Linked DNA regions of Mus musculus: region 2 is linked to region 1. Evidence: chromatin loops called from intact Hi-C (ENCODE). Cell type or tissue: left cerebral cortex. All regions are shown on one strand. Links, peaks and the distances in the headings refer to the core of each region. The heading gives the core; the rest is flanking DNA.

Region 1 (12,291 bases), core at 2,559-10,558:
ATCGCTCTTAGGTATCACGCTTGGAATTTTGGGGCTATTTTTCAGGTTCACAGTTCTGAGACCCTAATTAGAACTCCTTTTTTGGACTGGCCCATATTTGAGTAGTGAGCTCAAGACCAGCTCTAAATGGAATAAACCTGGGATAAGGAATGTGATTACTGGTAACTGTTAGGCCTGACACACTTGAGGGCGTATTTGAAACACTGAAAATCAATTTGCAAAGCTGACACAGCTACTTTCATCGACAACGTAGGTGGCTCTGAAAAGAGCCTTTGTGGGGGATGGAAGGGAAACAGGGCGCTTAAGCGCGCTCCCCACGGATGCGGCGGGCCAACTGGATGTCCTTGGGCATGATGGTGACGCGTTTGGCGTGGATGGCGCACAGGTTGGTGTCCTCGAACAGCCCCACCAGGTAGGCCTCGCTCGCCTCCTGCAGCGCCATGACGGCCGAGCTCTGGAAGCGCAGGTCCGTCTTGAAGTCCTGCGCGATCTCGCGCACCAGGCGCTGGAACGGCAGCTTGCGGATCAGCAGCTCGGTCGACTTCTGGTAGCGCCGGATCTCCCGCAGCGCCACGGTGCCGGGCCGGTAGCGGTGCGGCTTCTTCACGCCGCCCGTGGCCGGGGCGCTCTTGCGGGCGGCCTTGGTGGCCAGCTGCTTGCGCGGGGCCTTGCCGCCGGTGGACTTGCGGGCGGTCTGCTTCGTACGGGCCATATTTTTGCGACTTCGGCTTGCAGACGCCAAGTGGCCATACTTATAGACTTATCTTCGTCTTGATTGGGCCCAGAAAGCAGGAGTTTCTGGACTTGCAGTCTGATTGGGTAGAATTCGATCCTATTTGCTGAGTTTCAAGATGGTTACACTATTCCTTCTCTCCTGATACTTTTCCTTCCTGTATTTATGAACCGCAGAGGGTTTTAAAAAGATAGTGCTTTTCAGTTGATGTAACTTTCCTAAATGCAGTGTTTAAAGTGTTTCTCACGCAGTGTGCTCTTCTAACAGGTTTCTTTGGAAACAAACTTGCCCTTTTCATGTTCTGCGATTCACTTTGTAGCGAGTCACCAGATACTGTAGCTCTTCTCTGACAGTTAGCATTTATTTAACTTCAGGCTTTGTGCCCAGTGATTTGAACGCATTGTACCACGGCCGAAAGATGACAAAACGATGTATAGTGAAAGGAACCAAATGCAAACTTAAGTTTTACCTATTTCGAAACCCTACCAAAGCCGGTCTTACATTTACTGCACACTGACTATCGTTATGTATGGCGCTCCCGCCTTTCCTTCTGTCTAGAGTGCGTTCCTTCCACCTCCCTTCTACACTAACGGCCAATTAAGTCCTGCAGATGAAATGTTTATATAACAGAAGGATAAGACTAGAAGTATTAATACCGCCTTTCCAGTGGAGAACAGCTACTAAATAGTTAAACCTGTCATCTAGATGACAAGTCAAAATAACTTTCAAAGCAAATGAGCACTTATTTATTTGATTCTTTTTCCTTTTCTTTTCGAGACAGGGTTTCTCTGTGTAGCCCTGACTGTCTTGGACCTCACTCTGTAGACCAGGCCGGCCTCGAACTCAGAAATCCACCTGCCTCTGCTTCCCAAGTGCTGGGATTAAAGGCGTGGGCCACCACAGGATTTCTGTATGTAGCCTTGGGTTCCTGAAACTCCCATCTGTAGACCAGGCTGGCCTGTTTCTGCCTCCTGAGTGCTGAGATTAAAGGTGTGTGCTACTATGGCCTGGTTCAAAGTAAAGCTTTTAATAGCATGCCTGATTTTTTGGTAAAAAAGCATTGTATACCAACCTTCTTAAAATTCAAACCCAAAAGTAAAAATAGGCCCAAGATATTTAAAACTTTCCTAGAGCTGACAAAAATGTATTATCTTTTCGCTGAAATTCAAGTAAAATGAAATTGATTTTAAGGAGATTCCAAAATACTAAACACAGGTAGCAGTTTGGCAGTTTAATTAATTTAAGAATCCTTCAGGAGCAGAAGTAACCTCCAAAATATGGCACAAAAGTATCACTGATGGGAGCTGTTACCTTCCTGTGGTCATTTCTTAACAGCCGGCAATGCTTCCTATAAAAGTGGATCAGTAGGTAAAGCCTTGAAACACAGAAACATCTTCATATCGTACAATCAAACCATTCAGGGCTTCTCAAACGCTGCTGACCTTTCCCATTAGAAGGGGACCTGCCCTGTGGGGCTGGATGGTGCCCACACCAGGTATCGTGTTTCCTGGTAAGATTTTCTTTGTAATGTATGTACTGGAGCACAAAGCATGTGGTGTTTATTTAAATCAGAAAGAGATTCTCAAACTTCAGACTCTACTTCCCCCGTCTGAGATTTTTATTTCTGTCCTCATCAGTGTTTAGGTAATAATAAGTGAAAAATTCCAGAAAAGAAGTCAGGAGTCTTATTTTACATTGTAAGTCTATCCTCTCATGGCCTCTCACCCCGGACATAAATCATCCCCTTGCCCAGCGTATCCTTGCTACCCATGACTTATTTACTTAGTAGCAGCCTCCATTCAAAACACCTGCCAAGGCTTATGTTCAGGTAACCTTGATCTTATGCAATAAGGGCTCCAAAGTGCAAACAAATTTCACTAAAGGTGATTATTATTGTCTACTTTACTATAGTTTTGACCTATTTATTGAGCCAAATTCATAAGTTAAAATTTACCATACACATTTACACATATACTAAAGGAAACATACAGTGCTGTATATGTTTATGTAATGTACAGCATTGTCTGTATATTTAGCCATTGGCTGGGGATCTTGGACCACTTCCTCTAAGAGGAAGAGAAAGCGGCTGTATTCAGACACAGAGTCCAGGAGTTGTAGGGTTTATTTTAACAGACAGTAAGAAAGTCAAGAGTCTTCCTCTTGTCTAGCTTCTACAATTATACCTGTAAGAGGTTTATACTCTTCAGAAATGAGGATGCTATTGTAGATGTGAATTCTATGGCACGAAACTAGAAATCAAGAAGTAAACTTTGAAGGTTATCAGTGTCTCTTCCAAAAAAAGATAATCCTCGCTGCCCAGGCAAATTTAATCTGTATTCCTTCTGCTGCACATTGCCTTCGTCGACAACCCAGTCATGTCGCTCAGCTGTGCTTGGTGTCTACCCGACACTAGAGTGATATTCATGGGAAATTCTGGATCGAAACTTTGACCAGAACAGGGGTTATGATACAGAAGAAACTGCTTCTCTGCAGTTATTTCTCAGAAATGTCCTGAAGTTTTTCATTAAAAATTACCCCCCCCCAAAAAAAAAAAGGCCAAGCAGGGTATAATGGCACAGAGGCAAGTAGATCCAGGTGAGTTCCAGGACAGCCAGAGCTACAGAGTGAGACCCTGTTTCAGAGAAAACAAACCACATTGCCAGGGCCTAAAGTTTAGAGACAGAGAACTGGGATCTTATTAATTGGGGGTGGGTACAAGAAGCTCAACTTTTTCCATACAGTGAAAAGCAAACAAAAAAAATTAAATGAACTATTAGGCATGTAATATTTTATATGTACTTATATAAACAAATATATATGTATTTTATATATTTGTTTTTAATACAAAAGCATGGACTAAGTTTTGTGTTTGGGCTCAAGAAACCCCAGAGTTAGAGTCAAACACGAACTTGGACCAGGTGAATTTTGGTCTGTTGGCTACTCAGGCTATTTACCTGGTTTGCTTTGATTTTGAATAGTCTGCGACCTAGGACCAAACTAAGAAACCATGGGTATTTGGGACCTTTTTCTTACTCCTTTTTGAGGTGGGCCAGTACCTCCAGTATCCTGCCACTGGATAGAAATCAGTTCAAGTCTCCTTCCTACTGATCAGTCACCATTACTGCCTATACATGACAACTTAGTATAATTAATAGTTCACCGAATGTTCTCAAGTGTAAAAGTATAATACAATATTTCAGAGTTATATAAGGTGTTGTTTAATTCTCATGAGATCTGAAGAAATGTTATCAGTTTTTATTTTAAGGGCTTTTTTTTTTTTTTTTAAATTTAGGGGTTGGTTTTTTTGTTTGTTTTGTTTTTTGCTTTAACCTCCATATTTCTTAGTTGGAATTGAATCTGACAAGAAAAGATAGGCCAAACAGTTGTTTCCTTCTAAATATGTGTATTGAGCGTAAACATGGGAATTCTCAAAAACTGAGTAATTCAAAGAGGGTGGTTAGAATTTGGGGTCCACATACCTAAAGTAGGGGAAAGATGACGGAAGAAGGGACACTTATGGCAAAGTCAAATGACTTTGGGAAATAAATCACCCTTAGGAGAATAGACAGGGACAGGTTAGTCCTGAGACAGCGTCTGTCAGGAGTGGGCTCAGGTCTCACCCCTGAAAAGAGAACAACGTTATTGTTGCCCACCCCTGTCCACACCCCCTTCCCTACTCCCTTCCCACCCCCTTTCCCACTCAGGATTTTCTGCAAACAGGATAAAATATTGATATCTTTTGCAGGTTCCACTCTTAAACAAATCTCAACCCTTCTGCTCAAAATGATTCTCATGTCCGAAGTAGGAGAATATTCTTGATTCCCTTCACCTGAAAAGATGGTAGACTCTGAGTCTGCCTCAGGCCCTGGTACCAAAGCCCTGTCAGCCTGGCACGTGGTTGTTTTATTTTACAAGGAAAGAGGCAAAGGCAGGAGCTGTCCACCCATAAACAACTATTGAGCCTCTACTGCACTTCACCTTAAAAAGAAAGAAGACACAGAAATCACATCCCATTAGGGACATAGTCAAGGATGTGGAGAAGTCCGCACAATACAGAGATATGAAGCAACACAGCTTCCAGGGGTCGCCATGGGAATGAGAAAACAGCGGCTGCGGGATGGAGAGGCTCTGAATTCTAGGGTGCTAGTTTGGGCATGGAGGCATGTCTACAAACAGGATCTATCCATCAAGAGACGTGTATGACTGCCCAGGGTTACTGGGGTAGGAGGGAGCTCTCTTCCCTCTAAGATCTACAATTCACAGGTCTTAGGTTTAAAACATTTGAGTTGAGAGGGGAGTCTGAGCCCCCAGCCTAAGGTGACTCAAAACCTACATCTATCTACATGTCTGGAGCCAGAAAATCTGGATAGAAAAAAGGTGGTGGTGGTGGTGGTGGGGATTCATGAGCACATATAGATGTTAGAATAAAGGAACAGTCAGAACAAGGCCTATCAGATCACTTTAAAAACAAGTCCCAACCAACCCACTACCGTTCTTTCTGATGCAGAATGCTTTCTCAAGATTCTTCTATGGGTGGCCCTGGGAACGACGGACATACTAGAAGTACAGACTCCAGTTCATTTCCCAGGGCGTCACTGTATAAAGCAGACACACACTTGAAAAAGTGAATTTTAGTCTACTGCATAGTAGAGACAGTTTGGAATAACTGAAAACAAAGGGCGGGCCTCAAAGGACTTGTGGAAACGAGCGTAGCAGCATTCCCGGGCTGCTCGGCTAGTCAGCGGGCCTTTGGGTAGAAGAGCGTGGAAACCCACTGACCTCGGTGAAAAGGATCGGCGGCATCCTCAGTTTTCCTATGATCTAGTTTCTGCTTGATCTGAATAATGTGTCTCTATCAACGAAACAGGCGACTGTACGCAGAAACGCCCGCGACCTTTCCCTTCCACACACATTCCTGGGTCCTCTGCTTTCGATTGTCACGCTGGTTACTGGAACTTTTGCTGCGGTTTTTACCTAACAGGAGCTCCGGGCCCTTCAGTGCAGCGCACTCCCCCCTCATCTCTAACTTTCTCTTTCTCCGGTCTTTTGTCTTTTTAGCGTCAGTGCTTTCTAAAGTCTGTGTTATCTCTAAGTTTTATTTGGAGGAATCTGAATTCTCCGAGGGACTTCGGCACCATAATTAAGAAAATCGAAAATAAAAAAATAAAGGCTTGAGACTGTAAGGAACCGGTAGAGGGCAGAGAAGAGAAAAGAAAAACAGGAAGATGATGCAACATCCAGAGCCCGGATAATTTAGAAAGGTTCCCGCCCGCGCGCTTTCAGTTTTCAATCTGGTCCGATCCTCTCATATATTAGTGGCACTCCACCTCCAATGCCTCACCAGCTGGTGTTTCAGATTACATTAGCCATGTCTGGCAGAGGAAAGGGTGGAAAGGGTCTAGGCAAGGGTGGCGCCAAGCGCCATCGCAAAGTCTTGCGTGACAACATCCAGGGTATCACCAAGCCCGCCATCCGCCGCCTGGCTCGGCGCGGTGGGGTCAAGCGCATCTCCGGCCTCATCTACGAGGAGACCCGTGGTGTGCTGAAGGTGTTCCTGGAGAACGTCATCCGCGACGCAGTCACCTACACCGAGCACGCCAAGCGCAAGACCGTCACCGCTATGGATGTGGTGTACGCTCTCAAGCGCCAGGGCCGCACCCTCTACGGCTTCGGAGGCTAGACGCCGCCGCTTCAATTCCCCCCCCCCCCATCCCTAACGGCCCTTTTTAGGGCCAACCACAGTCTCTTCAGGAGAGCTGACACTGACTTGGGTTGTACAGGTAATAACCGTGGGTTTAGACTCGGTAAGGTAAAGACGCTAGTTTTCCTTGTGACTCAACGCTACTAGGTGTTCCGCTTTTAGAGCCATCCACTTAAGTTTCTATACCACGGCGGATAGATAGCATCCAGCAGGATAGCTCACACTGGGAATTTTAATTCCTACTTAGTGTGTGAGCTGGTTGTCAGGTCAAGAGACTGGCTAAGATTTTCTTTAGCTGTTTGGAGCAGAATTGCAATAAGGAGACCCTTTGGATGGGATGACCTATGTCCACACATCAAATGGCTATGTGGCTGTGTCCCTGTGTTTCCAATGAGTGGCTGTGCTTGACCGGATATTTGGTATTGTTTCTATGGCCCCACAACCCACCTTTTATCCTTCCTCATCTTCCCAAAAGATTTTCTTCAGGCCATGTTAGAAAGCTAGCTGCCTAGATGGAGGTCACGTAACCCTCTGCGCCAAAAGGCTACGTAAGAGAGACCGGGCGTTGTCCTGCTGCTGATTGGCTCAGTGGAAGAGTTAGGCGTATGGCCTCCTGCAGAATAAAGAGCTGGCAGCAGAAGCTTGGGCCGGACAGGCGGGAGACAAGCAGGGACAAGAACGGAACAGGGATTTAAAGAGACACGTGGTGGGACACAGTGGCAAGAAGTCGGTCGGGTTAGGTAGATGGGTTAGCTGAGGGACTGTCTCAGCAAACAGGCCAACAGCTTTATTGTATCCAGATGTCTCCGGTGTCTTTACAATTAAACACCAAGCAGGACCCCCAAAAGTCCTCGCAAAACTCCTCAGTTTAGGCATGGATCTAGGAAATAGTGGACTGGGATCGAAGCTCTGCTGGGATACAATTGCAACGACATTTTAATGTCCCATAACATAAGCAAGCCAGGTGGTGACAGCTATAATCCCAGCAAGTCAGGGAGGAAACAAGGGTTAGGGGTTCAAGGACCACTTCTGCATGGTTTGGGGGAAAGCCTGAACCACAAGACCCTGTCACAAACAAAACAACAAAACAAAGCAAGCAAGCAAACAAACAAAAAACCCCTTGAGGGTTGGAGAGGGGACTGAGAGGTCCTGAGCTCAAATCTCAGCAACCACATGGTGGCTCACCATCTCTAATAGGATCCGATGCCCTCTTCTGGTGTGACTGAAGAGAGAGGACCAGTGTATTCGTATACATAAAATAAAATCTTAAAAACAACAAAAAGAAAAGAATGTATAGTCAAACAAACAAACACAAAACCAAACCACCGTGAACAATAAGTGAGTGGAGGCACACTATATTATTTAGTGAAAGAAAATCTTAGAAGCCACTCAGGTGTGTGGTGTGTTGGGACCTGTTTAGAAAGAGACTTGCCAAAACATGTGTACCGTTGATCAGATGGTGCATTTTAATTTTGATAAGGCAAAAGCAAATTCTCAACATGGCCAAGAACGCAGTAAGCCATTCTCTATGTATGCATCTATATTCTGTAGCACGCTGATTTGGGTTGAACATGTTATTGGCTGTGGGCTTGTTTTTATTTTATTTTTGCTATTGCATATTAACCTTTTACTCAGGTGAGATGACGTGCAGCCTCTGCATTCCGTTTCACGATCACTTATGAAAATCCAACTTCCAATCGGAGAAGTTGGATTTTAGTGTATATCACCTCGGGTATACTGTGAGGATCACCATAGGAATATAGTTGTGTTGATCCACCTATAATTATTGTGGTTAAAGGAAATACATTTTAGATAACTATATGCAATTGTAAGAAGCATAACTCAGACCATGTTTAATGTGCTCTCCCCCAATGGTAATGTTTTACAAGACCGTATGAGGCAACCAGAAATTGTCTCTGGGAAGAGTCAAGATTCAGAAGCTGGCATCGGCCTTTGCTTATGAAGGAAGAGGGGAAACTGACTTACTAGAGAACACTAGAGTCCCTGGTGAGCCAAGCAACAACGTCCTGATTGGCTCTTTCAGCCAATGGGACCTTAATAGGGAAATTGGTGAAATGCAATGAGTTTCTCCTATTGTACCAATGTTCATTTATTTGGGTTAAAGGCAATGCGTTACATCAGGAGAATCTAAGGGAATGGGATAGAGAATCTCCTTTATTATTGGGATATTTTCTGTAGGCATAATTTTTTTGCAACCTACTTTTAATAAGGGTTCGATCTCTCTTCTAGCGACCACCCAGCAGAGGGAGTGGAAGAGAAAAGTTACTAGGATAAGTGGGAATGCTCAGCAATAGTTCTTTGGGGCAAGCTTGAACTTCTTGGGCAGCAGTTCAGTCCCATAGCAAACACCAAATAAGACTCAGCAGCTGTGGACCAGTCCTCTAGGCAGGCAGACACCAGGCACGAACCAGCAGCTACAGTCCAGTTCTCTCAGCAAGCAGACACCAGACAGCTGTAGTTCAATCCTGAAGAAACCACCAGGCTCTCCAACCTGCCTGAGGCGAGGCCGCTGAAGTGGCAAGCTGCCCAGGAACCTCATGAGCAGTGAGTGGGTGAGTTTCTCTCAATGTCTCACAAGGCGAACCAATATGTGTGTGTGTGTGTGTGTGTGTGTGTGTCTTTAGCGAAAAATACTGAGGCAGAGCAAACCAAACCAATGCTCAGTGCCTGTCTTCCACTGTTTGTGAGGTCACATTTATACTCCTTCATCAAGCATTCTTTCACATGTTCCCTGTATCCAAACATCCTTTCACCTCTGTCTGCTTCAGGAAAACAGTCTTTCATGTGTTTGCTTTAGCAAGACATTCTTTCACCTGTGTGCTCCCTCAAAACATCATTTGGCATAACTAACTTTCCAAAAAACTAGAAGTTTTCACTTCAACTTTTTTTCCCACTCTTTATTCTTTAAATTTTTCATGCATATATATATGTATATATATATATTATATGTATATGTATATATACATATACATATATATATATATATACATATATATATATATATATATATATATATATAGTATCTTGGCCATATCTACCCACTTCCCCTCAGACCAACCCCCATCTCCTCTCCCTCCCAACTTGATATCTTTTAATCATTCTTTCTTTTGAGGTGGGTGGTTGGGCAGCAGAAACGTTGACTAAGCTCTGGTTAGCAAATGGTTTGGGGCAGATGATCAAGGGAAGCTGGGTGTCTAGATCCCTGAGGAGGGATGGCATATGAAGAAGCGAACCTTGTCTGAGTTTGGAGATGGAAGATCTCAGAGGAGCAGGGTAGCCTTGGCAGCAAGTGAAAATAAGATCCCGAGAGAATCCATGAGACCTTTGAGGTGATGTAAAATTAACTTTTATTCTGATATAATTGTGGTTTGAGAGGTTTACTGCCTCTATCTGCTGACCTAGATCTACTCCTGGAAGCTTCTAGCTTCCATACAATCTAATCAAGGCCTAGAATGTTTTCAGTGTCTGAGACTTGCTGTTGAATAAGCTCACCTCTTCCTAATTCTTTCTGAACTTTGGCTGGCTAGTCCACTCAGCTGTTCTGGCTCTAACACCTCTCCAAGCTGACTGATTCAATCTGGATTCTCTCAGCCTCTGATTACTCTGCTTTGCCTCATATTAACTTTGGCAGTCTGTTCCAATCCTCTGGCTCCTCTCATTCTCTGGCTTGTTCTGTCTAGCTTGTTCTCTCTCTGCAACCTGTCTCTATACAATTATCCCAGTAAAACTGTCTCCTCTCTCTCTGCCCCACCCCTTAAGTAACTTCTCTCCCCTTTCTTCTCTCTTTCTGTAAGAGCTGGGCACATCCTATTCTGTCAAATCTTTCTCTCATTCACTACTTTGTCTGCCACATGACTTTCAAATTTAGCGTTTCCTTCTACAAACTAACTTTACCTATATTGTTTGAGATTAAAGGTATGTACTAAGGGTGTGTCTGTATTCCAGCCAGAGGGATTAAAGGTGTGTGCGAGGAAGGTCTAAGCCACACCATAACACAACCTCAGGGTTCACAGTGTGCTCAATTATCTTGCAACAGGGTGAAGCAGAGGATAGGTACCTACTGAGGGGGCTCACAGCCTCCAGATCACAGAGAAGCTGGAAAGTCTAAAGAGTACAGCCTGCCTGATGGGTGGGGAAGTTGAGTGGCTTTGGCATAGAAAGGAGTTTGACTGGAGGATTCTCTCAGGCTGTAGGGTAGGGAGGAGCAAGCCCTGCTTGGCAGCTTGGGAAACGAGGTCTCAGAGGAGTGGGCCTATGCACTGGAAAGGAGCGGACTGACCTGATTGGCTCAGGATGAGAAATTGTGGAGGAGTTTAGGGGTGGAAAGGAGTGAGGCTACGTCTTAAATACAGTTTTCAATTAAATTTGAGTGCAGGTTTGTTGTTGTTTGTTTGTTTGTATTTTATCTTTGCATTCTTTTGAGGCCTTCCTGCCTTAGCATAGCTGTAGTCCACCAGCTATTCATATTGTTACTGTAATGTGCCTGCCAGTCACTGACCCAGAAAAATAAGGACTCAGAGCAGGGCCATGCTGACCACATACCCCGTTATATCCTGTATGTTTTAAGGTTTGTTAATATCAAGAAATTCCACAACTATAAGCTTCCTGAAGGACTCATCAAACTAAAGGTCAACATAAAGTTATGTCTAAACTGACCCGAGTCGGGGCTGCCACCAGGCAGCACATCCTGCACCCGTGTTTGAGCTCATTGTGACTTTTGTGGTTTTAGCCTTTATAAGCTGACACAGAAAAATATTCCTGGTCATGGCCTCAGACCCTGAATTCTGAGCTATAGCCCTGATCGATCAGGGTTAGGGTGTGCATTTAATAAACCATCCCTGTTTGACTGAATCGGTGTTCATGTGGTTTGTGGGCGACTCCTGGACCCCAACACATTTTAGTTTTTATTTGCAAAATTTGGTGATATGTGTAGGTCGGAGGAAAAATACTAGGCCTTCTCCTCAAAAAAATGAACTATATTTTATTGGTCTTCACTTTCGGTGGCTCTCAACAGCATTAAGTACTACTATAGGGAGAAGTAGATTTAAGCATGATGCTTAATAGATAAATGCTGTCTTAGGAAGGGATCTTAATGCTGTCAAAGGAAGGGATCAAGACTTGATCTTGACCTCCAGAAGAAATAGATGGTGTACACACACACACACACACACACACACGGGGGGGGGGGGGGGGGCTCGGCAGTCCAAGGTACCAAATACTGAATATGATGAGGAATCTAGATACTTTTCTGAATCTCAAACTACAGAAATCAGTATGTTTTGGGGAATCAGGGGAGTCTGGGCAGAAGGAATGAGCTTGTGTCCGTTTTTGGGAAATCCAGAGTGCCTGCCATCCTAGTCAGTTAGGTATTCAGTAACCGAGAAGCAGGGACTGAGGGGAAATTGCAAGGACAGCATTTGTGACCCTTTGAGCTGAAAAAGAAATGGGCTTCCCTTTACAAACTCACCAACAGCTTGCTATCCTAGTTCATGTCATGCTGTAACTCTCACTGCTAAGGGCCTTGCAGATAAACACATCTGATCTTGCTTAAGTGCTCTCAAACACTGGCTCACAAAGGTTTAAAGAGAACTAAGCAAATAAAAGAAGCAGAGAACATTTCCAGACTCAAGTCGGTAGTTATGAAAGTGAGATTTTACATCTATCAGCATGGGGCACCTGAGTCTTGCTGCAGTCTTACTGAGACTGACTGATTTGGAAAATCTGGGTTTATGGCCCAGCGATTTGTGGTTTAAGTAAAAAATATAGATGGAAAGAGTTGCTTTATTTGCCAAGCATTTGAGGCAAATGTAGAGGATGTAGAAATTAGAAAAGTAAA
Region 2 (12,291 bases), core at 2,016-10,015, 330 kb before region 1:
AATAGGCCTGGATGCAAGGCTGGATAGAACTGTAGCTGGAGAGGTTTCTTAAGGACCATTTGTCTGATCACTTTACTTTCTAGATGTAGATGCGGTTCAGAGAAGTGATGTGACTCATCTTTAAGTTCATACACAATTGGTGGTGGAGTGAAAACTGAGTATAGTGCTGACTTTAGTGAGAATATGCTATGTCATATACTTGAGTGCACTGCCTTATTTAATAGCTGCCAAGTACAAACCAGGTTTTATTTTACAAACAAGAAAAGTGATGCTCAGGAAGATTAGATACATGAAATGGCTGGATGGCAAGGGAGATTCAGACATTAAGTGTTTTAATCCAAATATTTTCCTTTTTTCACTATTTACATTCAGGAATGGTTTTCTGACTTCAGCTACTCACTAAGGGAGTCAGAGAACGTAGAATGTGTTTATCACTGTACAGAAAGAGTGAGCTAGAATACACTCAGAAACCTATCAAACAGAGAAATTCAGGACATAGATGGAAAGGGTGCTTGATCCAGGTAAGTCTGGGTTCCAACAGTTGTTCCCAGCAGACATCCATGCACACAAGCTGCGACACCCTTTTGTTGACTGACCATTCCTTTTCCCCTTAGGTGAAGTTACTAGCCCCACCCCCTCTCCTAGGGTTGGCTAAGAGACCTGGGACTATGGAGGTTAGAAGAAAATGAATAAAGGCACACCTGGTGAAATGAAATTAAACCCTGTATTTAAAACAACAACAAAACCTGTGTGGTCAAGATGTAGGAAGTAGCATCTGCTTATGGAGAAGAGGGGCAGTAAGAATCTTAAATCATTAAAAGTCAGGCATGGGGAGGCTGGGGGGAGGCCCACCAAATGCCTTAAAACCTCAGAACACAGGGCCCATTTGCCTTTTCTTCTACAACCACTACTGGTCAGTTGGTCTCCTGGAAAGAAAGTAGCTGCAGCCTCTAGATTGGCTCCCTGAGTAGTTGTGACTGTAAGTCTCACCCTCCCATGCCCTCTCTCTTCACCCCCCCCCCCAACCCACACTTTCAGGCAGCAGTGACAAAACAGACTTCTGAACACATTTATTTGACAAGTGGTAAGAGGACTGACTTAGGCTTGCTCCCCACTTCTACCTGTGGGGGGTTGTTCATAAGCTCAGACACACAGAAGAGCAACTTTGAGCCCATGACCTACCCCTGGGGTAAACAAGACAATCTGGAGTGGTATATGTGTGTGTGGGGGGCACAGGGAGGGAATAAAAAGCAGGAAACTGAGAAGTGGAGAGCGTGGAAGGCAGCAACAGAAGTGAGATTGGGAGCTGCTTTGGGAACCCCAAGAACAGTGAAGAAGACATCCTGAAAAGCGGATGGGAGCAGGGTGTGAACAAGGAGCCAGGCATGGAGAAGCAAGGCCTGCAGAATGGGGCGAGATAGTCATGAAGAGAAAGCAGACTGTGCGAGGGGATGCTAGGCCACGCTGCAGGGCACACAGGGAAAGCAAGGGTTCTTCAGGAGGGGCAAAGATACAGGAGACCAGCCATGAGTGGGGGCTCCCTGCTGCTTCGGAACAAATGTGAGTCTGGGACCCTAGCACAAGTGGTCCTCTGTTGGTGTGCTGTGCCTATGGGTCCCCAAGTAATCCCATGTACTTGTGACATGACCAGGGCACGATTGCGTGGGTCTACACACCCGGTAAACACAGTATTTATCCTTCTCGCTAGTAAGTGTACTGTGCTTGTGGACAGACACATGCTTACCCATGTGTGCGTGCACAGTGCCAGGAGCACATGCAAGAGATCCCGTGTCCGAGGTATCAGCTGGTTCTCCCTCTATCAGGGTACTGACCCTCCCCCTCCTTGGCGCCCCTCATTTCCTTCAGCGCCCGGGTTCCCCAGGCCCACCTAGACTCTGAAACCCCCCTAGCAGGCGAATCTGCTCAGTCTGCATGGAGTGGCGTCTCACCAACTTGCGCTTGGTCCTGGGAGACCCTGGTGCCCCAGAGGGTGGAGGGGCAGGCAGTGAGGGTGCCCGACCTCCGGGTTGGGGACGAATGTCGGGGATGGGAGGGTGGGGACTGACGTTGAGAGGAGGCAAGAAACCTGGTCGTGTTTGCGAGATGTGGTCCAGGAGCAAGGTCCCGGAGCCCCTTCTCTCTAGCAGCCCTGGACTCCGCCTCCGTCCGCTCAGCGGGGATACAGCCCCGGGCAGACTTTCCTGGGACTGGCGTGGGGAGGAAACTGAGCCCGCTGGAGGGAGGGTCAGCGGAGAGGCGCTGTATCGCCGGCGCTCCAGGGATAACCGGCTGGACTCGGGGGAGTCAGGGCAAAAATGTCCAGGGGTGTCGAGCTCCACCGGCTCCATGCGGCTCAGTTTTTGCCTTAGCCCTGAAGGAAGACCAGACTCCTGAGCCTCGGGCGCAGTGTTTCGGCGCGAGAGAGGACCCCCACCCGTCACTTTCTCCGCCCATGGGGGCGGGTCCTCCGGGCCTTCGGTGCTGTGACGCCGAGAAAGACGCGGTCTCCCGGTCAGGGTCAAGCCATTGAATTCAGCAGCCAGACGCTCCAAACCGGGCCTCCCTTCTGCAGGAGGAACCGGTTGAGGAGGAGCCACAAGGCCCCAGGGCTCGGAATTGAGCCTTTTGAGTGGTTTTGGAGGATGTCGAGGTGGCTTGGGGAGAGGCTCGGAAGGGGAAGGGTCATCAGGGGGCTTGGGAAGAGGAAATTCAAAAATGTCTCTTTTCTCCTCTTCTTCCTGGGCGCGAGGGGATAACAACCCGCGCCCTCCTCCTGCAGTCTGCAGTTGGACTTCTGAAGGCGATGTGCAGACCCCTGGACTAGGAGGAGCGGGTGCAGGGTCCTCTACCCCTGGGGACGGTGGGGAATTAAGATACTGCCTGGTCTTCTTGGTGCCCGAGGGCGAGGTATCCGTCGTTATGATGATGACCTCCGTGCCCTTGGCCTTGCAGGCGTCCAGCAGTGTGGCAAGGGTCTCGCGGTCCCCTCGGTCCAGGGCGTGGACAAGCGCCGAGGCGCCAGCGTGATCTCGAACTGAAGGGTCTGCGCCGTGGGCAAGGAGCAGAGAGGCCACTGCGGCTCCCCCACCCCCGGCGCAAGCATGCATCAGCGCGGTACGTCCTAAACGGTCTGCGATGTTGGGATCCGCGCCTTGCTCCAAGAGATAGCGTACCATGCGCGCCTTGTTCTGAGGGTCGTCGTAACGGGCCCTACAGGCCGCCATTAGCGCAGTCTCCCCCTGGGCATCACCCTCATTCACGTAGGCTCCTCCCTCCAGAAGCAAACGGGCCAAGCGTAGCTTACCCTGTCCCACAGCTCGAAGAAGAGCGTGGCCCTCGGTGTGCAGCATAGCTGCGGCTCGGGCAAAAACACCGATGGAGCCGGGACTGGGACCTGCCGAAGATATCTAGGAGTATGGGGGTGGTGGTTGGGAGAGGCCTGAAGTCTCGGTAGTGAAGCCTATCCCTGTGAAAGAGAGAGAGAGAGCTTACTGACAGGCTCAGCAGGGAAACTGAGGCACCGATGAACGAACCTGATGTATGACGGGGGGGGGGGGATAAGTGCAGTCTTTCCTTTTGACTTCTGTCTTTGAGCGGTCCCATACCCCCCCCCCCCGCACACGCATGCCAGAGGAGGTGGGAAGGGTGCACCACCCGCACTGAAGGATGAGAGCTCGTGCATATACGTACATGCACGCGCACAGATATTCCCACCCCCCATTCGCACCCCACGGCTTATCAGACCTTTCCAACATCCCCCTTTTCTTATCCACACTTGGAATCCCCCTCTCTAGGATACTGAACGCCACCCACCCACACACATGCACCCGTACAGTCATACACATATTTCTATTCCTAACCTCTTTTAGATTGCCACATCCCCAAAAACTGAGGGGGGGGGAGAAGCAGATTGCAATTGGGACCTAAAGGGGTGGAGGAAGAAGTGGGGTTTCTTTTGCTTTTGCCATGTTCCCCATTGCTCCTTGTTCTTCCCCCTCCCAGCCTGTACCCCCAAATAGATACCTGAATGTCCGCATAATCTCTGCCTGGCCAGGATTGAGGCCGGGGCCATGGGGGCCTCTGGGTTGGAGGAGCCGGGTACCTGGGGACCCACATGGCGTGTGTGGGGGGGTACCCGGATTCCCTTGGTGTCAGTATCTGTGCCCCAGCGCTGAATCCTGGTCCCTCCTCCCGGTGCGCCCCGGGCACAGCGCCGGCTCCGGAGGAGAGAAGGGGGGCGGAGCTCTTCTGTGCTATTTATAGCCCAGTCTCTGCGGGTGGGGGCGTCCGGCACCAAGCCGCTCCCCACCCCCATGCGCACACATATAAACCTATAAACCCCTAAGGGGGAAAAAAAGCACCTAGCGCCTCCAATCTTGACTTCCCATTCTTATCCCACCTCCCCAGCCCAAACAAACCTAAGCGCTCCTTAGGGGACTCTCCCACGACCCATTCAGGAACCATCCAGATTCTTCGTTGATCTTCAACAGATCTCCATGAGCTTCGGTATGCCAGACCTGACTGCCACACACGGCATATGGCACACTGTGCAGAGGGGTGTAGGGAGGCGGTTGGGATCTGCAGCGGCGTCCACAGAGCAGAGAGGCAGGAGATGTGGCTCCCTTCCCGTAGTTTAAATATCAGGGAAAGTATAGCCTGGAATCAGACAACAGTCTATCCCCGCTGCACCCCTCTCAAACATCACACACCATAGAGACACTTGGATCTCATTTCCCTTGGGTCCCATTAGGAATGTAAGGAAGGTGGTTTTCCCAGGGAATTTTTAGGGCAAGGGGCCGTCCCAAATTCCCTCTTTACAGTATTTTAAGGGGTGTGCATAGGAGGTAGAAAAAGGCAGAGTGGTGACCGGCCCCTGTTGCACAGATGTGTTCATTACATCTCTACTCCCTTAGACTCATTCTTCCCTCTTCCTTGAAGGTCCCTGCCTGAATCACTCATCTCTTCCTATCTGTTGCTCACTGCCTCTGCCTCTCCGTGCCACCTGCCCTGTCTCCATGGTTACCAAGGCTTCCATCTGCATAGTTTAGGGATGAGTTTGTGTCCAGCTGGAAGGTACCAAGGAAAGTGGGGGCATCGGATGGGTATTAAGGGTTTGGAAAGCTCACCGAGGGTCTTAGAGGACTCAAATGGTGGACGCCACCAAGTACAGATACAAAAAGTCACGTTCCTGGGAAAGGAGGAGAAACAGCCGGAGGGAAATCACCCACTTTTATTAGCTATTGATGTGTGCCGAGAGATGTGCATACATACATCATCTCCAACCCTCACAACTCAATGAGGGGGGAACTATTGTCTTCCTGCAACAAATGATAATGAGGTTAAGCAAGTTCCCCCAAAGCGCTACAGCTATGTTTTTATACTATTCCAAAAACGGAGTATGTGTCATCCACATGCAACTTCCCAGTCTAGAGGCCATTTTCTCTGACCTCTGTCATATTCTTGTTGACTGACTCCTAGTTTTACATCCATCCTGAAGTATTTCCCTTTACTTCTACTCTGTAAAAAAAATGACTCTTTCTATTCTGCCCTCTTTCCTTGAAGGGGCTTGAAGGGCAGTGGAAAGTACAGAAAGAAAAAACCCACTGGGTTCCTGCCTTCTCTCCCCAATTACTGCTCTGGTCCCAAGCCCCCTTCTCTCCCTCACTTCTCAGACACCGCAACAATCCGCATTTGGGGCCTGAGCTTGGTAGCAGAGTCAAGAGTATCAAGAGTTCAAGGCCAGCCTAGACTGGGTAGCCAGACCCTGCCTTTAGAGAAAAAAAATCTTTTAAAGATTATTTATTAGTAGTGCTGGTGACTGAGGAAGAATAATAAAGAGGGTGTGTGTGGTATGTGTGTGTGTGTGTGTGTGGTGTGTGTGGTGTGTATGTGATGGCCTAAGCCAGAAGAGGGCGCGGGAGTCCGGTAGTTGGGAACCTCCTGGAGTGTTTCTCTGTGTGTGTGTGTGTGTGTGTGTGATGTGTGGTGTGTGTGTGTGTGTGTGTGTGTGTGTGTGTGTGTGTGTGATGTGTGGTGTGTGTGTGTGTGTGTGTGTGTGTGTGTGTGTGTGTGTGATGTGTGGTGTGTGTGTGTGTGATGTGTGGTGTGTGTGTGGTGTGTGTGTGGTGTGTGTGTGTGTGTGTGTGTGTGTGTGGTGTGTGTGTGTGTGTGGTGTGTGTGTGTGTGTGTGTGTGTGTGTGTGTGTGTGTGGTGTGTGTGTGTGTGTGTGTGTGTGTGGTGTGTGTGTGGTGTGTGTGTGTGTGTGTGTGTGTGTGTGTGTGTGTGTGTGTGTGTGTGATGGCCTAAGCCAGAAGAGGGCGCTGGAGTCCGGTAGTTGGGAACCTCCTGGAGTGTTTCTGGGAACTCCTGCAGGCACAGCTGTTAACAGATGAGCAGTCTGGTTTCTCTGACCCAGGGCTACATTTCCCAGCAGCGGTTCTCCTCTTCTGGCTCCGCCACGTGTCTGGATGAGCTCTGAGTAGCAGGACATCTTAGCCATCTAGTTCGGTCTGGGCATAAGAGGTGAATTCTGCAGCCCCAGGTCTCAGCGCGCCACTTCCCAAGCCTCAGTTCCGGTTAAGCTCGCTCCCTCCTCCTCCCCTCCTCGCCCGCCTCCGCTCTCGTCGATTGGCCAGGAAAACCCACCAATGGAGAGCTCGGGGAGGCGGGCCTAGAACGAGGGCTGGAAGAAGAAAAGCAAATTTCAAGTTGGCGGCTGCGTGGGCCCTGAGTGGGGGAGGGACGGCAGGTAAGGCTTCGACCTGGTGGCTCTGACCCGGTTTGGTTCGGTACTTCCCGAATTAGTCCCTCGGCGCCGACAGCGACGTAGATAACGCTTTCTGTCAGCCTGTTGGATCAGCCCCCTTCTAAATCCCTCCCCTTTTTCCCCGGGCTCTCACTGCTGTCTTGACTGTACGCCGGAGACAGCTTGCTGTCGCGCCTGGGGACAGATATTAAAGCAGGAGAGGAAGGTTCATTCTTGTAGCTCAGACTCTTCTATGGTACCAGCTTCTCCCGCACCCATTAACGTAACATTAGCCCCCTGTCAAGAGCCTGACAGATTCTTATTACCTATCAAGTCAACTGAACCGCTACCCTCTACCCACCACTTTCCTAGACCACCGTGAAGAATTTATTGATCCCCGACCTGACAAAGTCCGATTATCACTATTGGAATCTCTTTAATTTTTAAAATTACATTATTTGTGTGTGTGTGGGGGGGGTACGTACAAGCCATGGCTTACGCAAGGAGGTCAGAGGACAACTTGAGCTAGTCAGCCTGTTTCCTGGCCACTTGGCAACACGAGTATTTACCATCTCACGAGGCTGACTTTTTCCATCCCTCCCATGCTTTTATCGGCAGACTCTTGCTATGTAGCCCATACTGGCCTCCAGTTTGCATTCCCCCTGCCACAGTACCCCCGGTGTTAGGATTATATGTTCTCTTTCACTGTTTCTATTCTATGAACGGAAGGTTTGATGGGACAGATTGGGGTACTTAATACATTGTGTTCAGTAAGCGTTAATCGAGTGGAATTGATTTGTGGGAACCAGTGCTCTTGTCAAGGAGGACAAATTTAAACTCCTGATATAATTAGGGAACAATAAAAGACAACATTATATAATTAGGGGTCTTTGAACTGGTGGTTTATTGCATTAATGTTTTATAGTTATTCTCAGACCAGAGAAGGAAAACAACAAAAAGAACCAGAAGGGAGTCTTTGTGACTCACAGAGTCTGTAGACACATGTTCAAAAGACAGATATTTACTGAGAACCTACTACATAGCAGACACAGTGCTAGACAACCGGGATCACAATGAACCCTCTGATAACATCTATTCAATAAATTGTTATTTAGTATGTGGGAAAATATTTTCGAAACCAGTTCTTTCTATGCAGGGCAAACAGGCTGACCTCCAACTTATGACCCTCCTGCCTCACCCTTTCTGGGATAACAGGCTTGTACCACTGCACCCCAAATAAGCTTTTTTCTTTTAAATTGAGAAATGTGAGTCCGGTCTTACAAATGCTAAGCATTCATTCTGCCCCTGAACTACACCCCTAGCTCTGAAACAGCATCTTTAGGAAGAGAACTCACTAGCTCTTTTCAGGTCGGTCCACTCTTTCACTTTTTCCTTTGAATTTATTCAACTTAAACTTACTTATTATTAGTGGGCCTGGGTGGAGTGTGTACCATGGTGCATATGTGGAGGTCAGGCTGGCCCCAAACTCACCATGGAACCAAAGATGAATTGAAATTTCTGAATGACAGGCTTGGCCCAAGGCTTTCTGCTAAGCGAGTGTGTTGTTGCTGTTGTTGTTGTTGTGAGGGTTTGCTTATTTTCTTTAACTGGGGATTGAATTGAGGCCCTAGTGATTTGCTAAGTAGGGTTCCACCACTGAGCTATAGCACCCACTCGTCCTCTGAATTCTTGTGTGTGGGTGGGCGTTTGGTCTGCATGTGAGTCTTTGTACCACTTGTGTGCTTGAAACCCTCAGAAGGCAGAAAAGGGTGTTGGGTTCCCTGGGACGGGTTACAGACAGCTGTGAGTCCCTGTGTGGGTCCCGGGGAATCGAATCCCAAGTCCTCTGGGAGAGCAGCCAGTGCTCTGAGCCACTGAACCATTCTCCAGATTTCCCCTGCATTCTTGAAAACGAAGCATCCTTTTTACTTGTTGATTGTAGGATATACATTTATTCCACACAACTTTCAAACACATAGTAATATAAGAGTGTGCATTATTTCATAGCCCTAAGGTAATAATGATGGTAATTAGTATTTTACAACTTTAAACTTTATTGTTATTTTATGTACTTGCACACTGGTGCCACCGCATGCATGTCAGCGTCAGAGGACAGCTTTGTAAGGTTATGTCTCCCTTGCACCTTAGTTGGTTCCAGGGATGGGACTCAGGTTCTTGGACTGGCACTGACTTTATCTGCTGAGCCATCTTGCCTGCCCCTGATACTAGTATTTAGACATATGTACTCTCAGTTTATTCTGTATATATGCAAAACTTTTTGTTTTATAAGTAAATAGAGCCACACTATAAATTCAATTTTGTATCAAGAATGAAAACATTAAAAAAACAACAACAACAGATAAATATGACTTTATATTGTAGTCTCCTTCACCCCTAAACACTCCATATTATTAACCTCCTCCCTTGAAAATGGCTTGTTTGGGGGTTTTTGTTATTTGTTCTGGATGTTGTTGTTGTTGTTGGGTTTTGCTTTTTTGTTTTGTTTTTTAAAGATGCACTTATTATATTTATGTGAGCTCACTGTAGCTGTTTTTCAGACACCCGAAGAGGGCATCAGATCCCATTACAGATGGTTGTGAGCCACCATGTGGTTGCTGGGAGTTGAACTCAGGACCTCTGGAAGAGCAGTCAGTGCTCTTAACCACTGAGGCATCTCTCCACCTTTGTTTTGGTTTGGTTTTTGGTTTTTCTAGACAGTCTGTTTCTCTGTGTAGCCTTGGCTGTCCTGGAACTCACTCTGTAGACCAGGCTGGCCTCAAACTCTAGATTTCTGCCTGCTTCTGCCTCCTGAGTGCTGGGATTAAAACCAGGCTGTTTTTGGTTTGTGGTTTTTATCATCTATTATTAGACCACTTATATCATTTCAGAATTTGTTGTTTGAAACAAGGTTTCACTATGTAGTAGCCCAGGCTGACCTGGAACTCCATAGATACCTCAGACTGACCACTTTCTGCCTTAGCCTTCTTTTTCTTCTTTTTTTTTAAAGATTTATTTATTTATTATATGTAAGTACACTGTAGCTGTCTTCAGACACTCCAGAAGAGGGCGTCAGATCTTGTTACAGATGGTTGTGAGCCACCACATGGTTCAAATGGTCCCATGGTCCCATGTGGTGGCTGGGATTTGAACTCCTGACCTTTGGAAGAGCAGTTGGGTGCTCTTACCCACTGAGCCATCTCACCAGCCCTGCCTTAGCCTTCTTGAGGTGAGGTGAGAATCACCATGTCTAGTTTATTTCAGAACTTTTGCTGCCATAAATAGCTCTTTAGCAAACATTGTGATACTTTTATTGCCGAATATGTGACTATTTAGGACAGATTTTAACAGTAGGATTTCTAGATTAAGAATAAAAACACAGCCTGCTAGTGGTGGTGCGCGCCTTTAATCCCAGCACTTGGGAGGCAGAGGCAGGCTGATTTCTGAGTTTGAGGCCAGCCTGGTCTACAGAGTGAGTTCTAGGACAGCCAGGGCTACACAGAGAAACCCTGTCTCAGGAAAACAAAAACAAAAACAAAAACAAAAAACAACCAAACCAAACAAAACAAACAAATAACAACAACAACAAACAACTCAAGAGATTGTTTAGTCTTCCTTGGAGGTGTGCTTCTGTTTTAGTTGGCTTCCTATTGTTATGGTAAAACACGAGGAAAGCCTTTGTTAAGGGAGGAAGTGTTTATTTGGTTTACACTTCCCACTCAGTCTTTGATAAGGGAAGCAGAGGCAGGAACCTGAAGGCAGGAACTGAAGCAGAGGCCATGGAGGAGATGGAGGAGAGCTGCTGATTGACTGCTCTCTAGAGCTTTCTCAACTTCTTTTCCAGACAGAGCAAGACCATCTGCTCAGTGGTGGCACCCCTCACAGCAGACTGTGCCCTCCCACACCAATCATCCATCAAGAAAATGCCCCACAAACTTGCCCACAGGCCCATCTGATGGAGTCATTTTCCCAATTAAGGTTCCTTCTTCCCAAATGGCCCTTGCTTGCATCAATTTGACAGAAAGCTATCCAGCACAGCCAATGTCCATCTGAAGGAAATCTCACCACAGTCTGATTATAATTGTTTAACTTTCTGTTAGTTCCTTATTAGGTAGAAAAATGGTTTTATCAGGCCAGGGAGATTGCTCAATCCATAAAACCTGGATTCATTTCCATGGAACCTATGTTAAAGCAGGGCAGATGTGGTGGCCTGAGCTGTCATTCCAGCACTCCTATGTTGAGATGGGAGGTGGAGACTTGGTGTTGGGGGTGGGGGGGATATACTGGAGAAGCTCTCAGGCCAGCTGTGGCAAGCAAGAAAGAGCTGGCCTGTAAAACCAACCAGGAGGTGAAGACCAACACTCAAAGTTGCCCTCTGACCTCCACAAACGTCAAACACTCACACATGGGTGAATTATACACACACATACACAGGTAAAAGTAACTTTTATTCACCTGAATAATTGTTGTCTCAGAGGTGTACTGCCTCTCTCTGCTCTCTAGGACTAGTCCTGGAAGCTTCTAGCCTCTGTAGAATCTTTTTTGGTTTTTGTTGTTGTTGTTGTTTTAAAGATTTCTTTATTATTAGAAGTAACCACCTTATTTAGGTCTAGACTTTTTTCAGCCTTAGGCCTGTTACTGAATAATCTCATCCTTTTATTTATTTTTTTGTTTTGTTTTGTTTTTTGTCTTGTTTTGTTTTTCGAGACAGGGTTTCTCTGTGTAGACCAGGCTGGCCTCGAACTCAGAAATCTGCCTACCTCAGCCTCCCAAGGGATAATCTCATTCTTTCTAGCTCTTTCTGAGCTCTGGCTGGCTGTTTCAACTCAGCTGTTCTGGTTAAAACTCCTCTCCAAGCTGGCTTATTCAAACTGGCTTCTTCTCTGCCTCTGAATTGCTCCGCTTGGCTTCTAACTAACTCCAGCAATCTTTTCTAATCTGGCTCCTTCTCATTCTCTTGCTCATCCTGCCTTCACCTGTGTCCAGCTTGTTCTCTCTTCAATCTGTCTCTGTAAAACTCTCCTGGTTCCTCCTCCCTCTCTGCTGCTCCACTCTCCCTCTCAATGCTACTGCACTGCTCTCCCCGGACTCTGCTGTATTCCTGCGCTGCACTCTCTTCTGAACCGTCTGTCTCTCCCTTAAGTAGCTTCCCTTTCCTCTCTTCTCAGTTGGGAATATCCTATTCTGTCAAATCTTTCTCTAATTCATCGCCTTGTCTGCCACTCAATTAGACATCACTCTCAAACATGGGTGCTTCCTTCTACAAACTAACCTTACCGTCACTGTTTGGAATTAAAGGTGAGTTCTAAAGTTGTGGCTGTGTATTCCAGCCGGAGGGGTTAGAGGTGTATAAGGGCTGAGCCACCCCCTAACTGGAAACAGGTTCAAAAGCCTGTAACATATATACAATACATACACACATACATGCATATATACAATTATATTTTTTAAAGCAGAGGCTCAATGATTGGAGGGTGTACTGTTCTCCATTTCTATTTCCCAGCACCCATCTGCAACTGCAGCTGCAGGGGACCTTAGGCCTCCATTTG

The links. Hi-C counts contacts between places; a loop is a spot of excess contacts. Peaks named below come from ENCODE experiments on the same cell type or tissue, not always from the same donor. Only the 100,000 strongest peaks of a DNase experiment are listed, where the experiment ranks them.
Region 2: it touches region 1 in a loop (3-fold over the local background); 2 of 42 quality-filtered maps call a loop at or near these places.

What each region holds. Positions count from the first base shown.
Region 1 is chr3:96,257,115-96,269,405 of GRCm38, reverse strand. H4c14 (H4 clustered histone 14) reads left to right here and starts at 6,089. Exons shown (of 1, transcript NM_033596.3): 1 at 6,089-6,472. The coding sequence starts at 6,102. The coding sequence ends at 6,413. H3c13 (H3 clustered histone 13) reads right to left here and starts at 752. Exons shown (of 1, transcript NM_178215.2): 1 at 251-752. The coding sequence starts at 712. The coding sequence ends at 302. It overlaps Gm20627 (a long non-coding RNA gene), which reads left to right and starts at 11,656. Exons shown (of 3, transcript XR_375857.2): 1 at 11,656-12,291. In left cerebral cortex, for the core only: CTCF peaks have their summits at 5,925 (motif pointing right) and 7,654 (motif pointing left); DNase peaks (open chromatin) are centred at 6,036, 7,006, 7,563, 8,989 and 1 more place; H3K4me3 peaks cover 2,448 bases; H3K27ac peaks cover 3,118 bases.
Region 2 is chr3:96,588,541-96,600,831 of GRCm38, reverse strand. Polr3gl (polymerase (RNA) III (DNA directed) polypeptide G like) reads left to right here and starts at 6,651. Exons shown (of 8, transcript NM_027241.4): 1 at 6,651-6,748. It overlaps Ankrd34a (ankyrin repeat domain 34A), which reads right to left and starts at 4,196. Exons shown (of 2, transcript NM_001024851.3): 1 at 4,024-4,196; 2 at 1,054-3,466. The coding sequence starts at 3,350. The coding sequence ends at 1,863. It overlaps Gm52628 (a long non-coding RNA gene), which reads left to right. Exons shown (of 2, transcript XR_003954672.1): 1 at 1-521; 2 at 615-1,250. In left cerebral cortex, for the core only: a CTCF peak has its summit at 6,379; DNase peaks (open chromatin) are centred at 5,818, 6,713, 7,269, 8,457 and 6 more places; H3K4me3 peaks cover 4,762 bases; H3K27ac peaks cover 5,151 bases.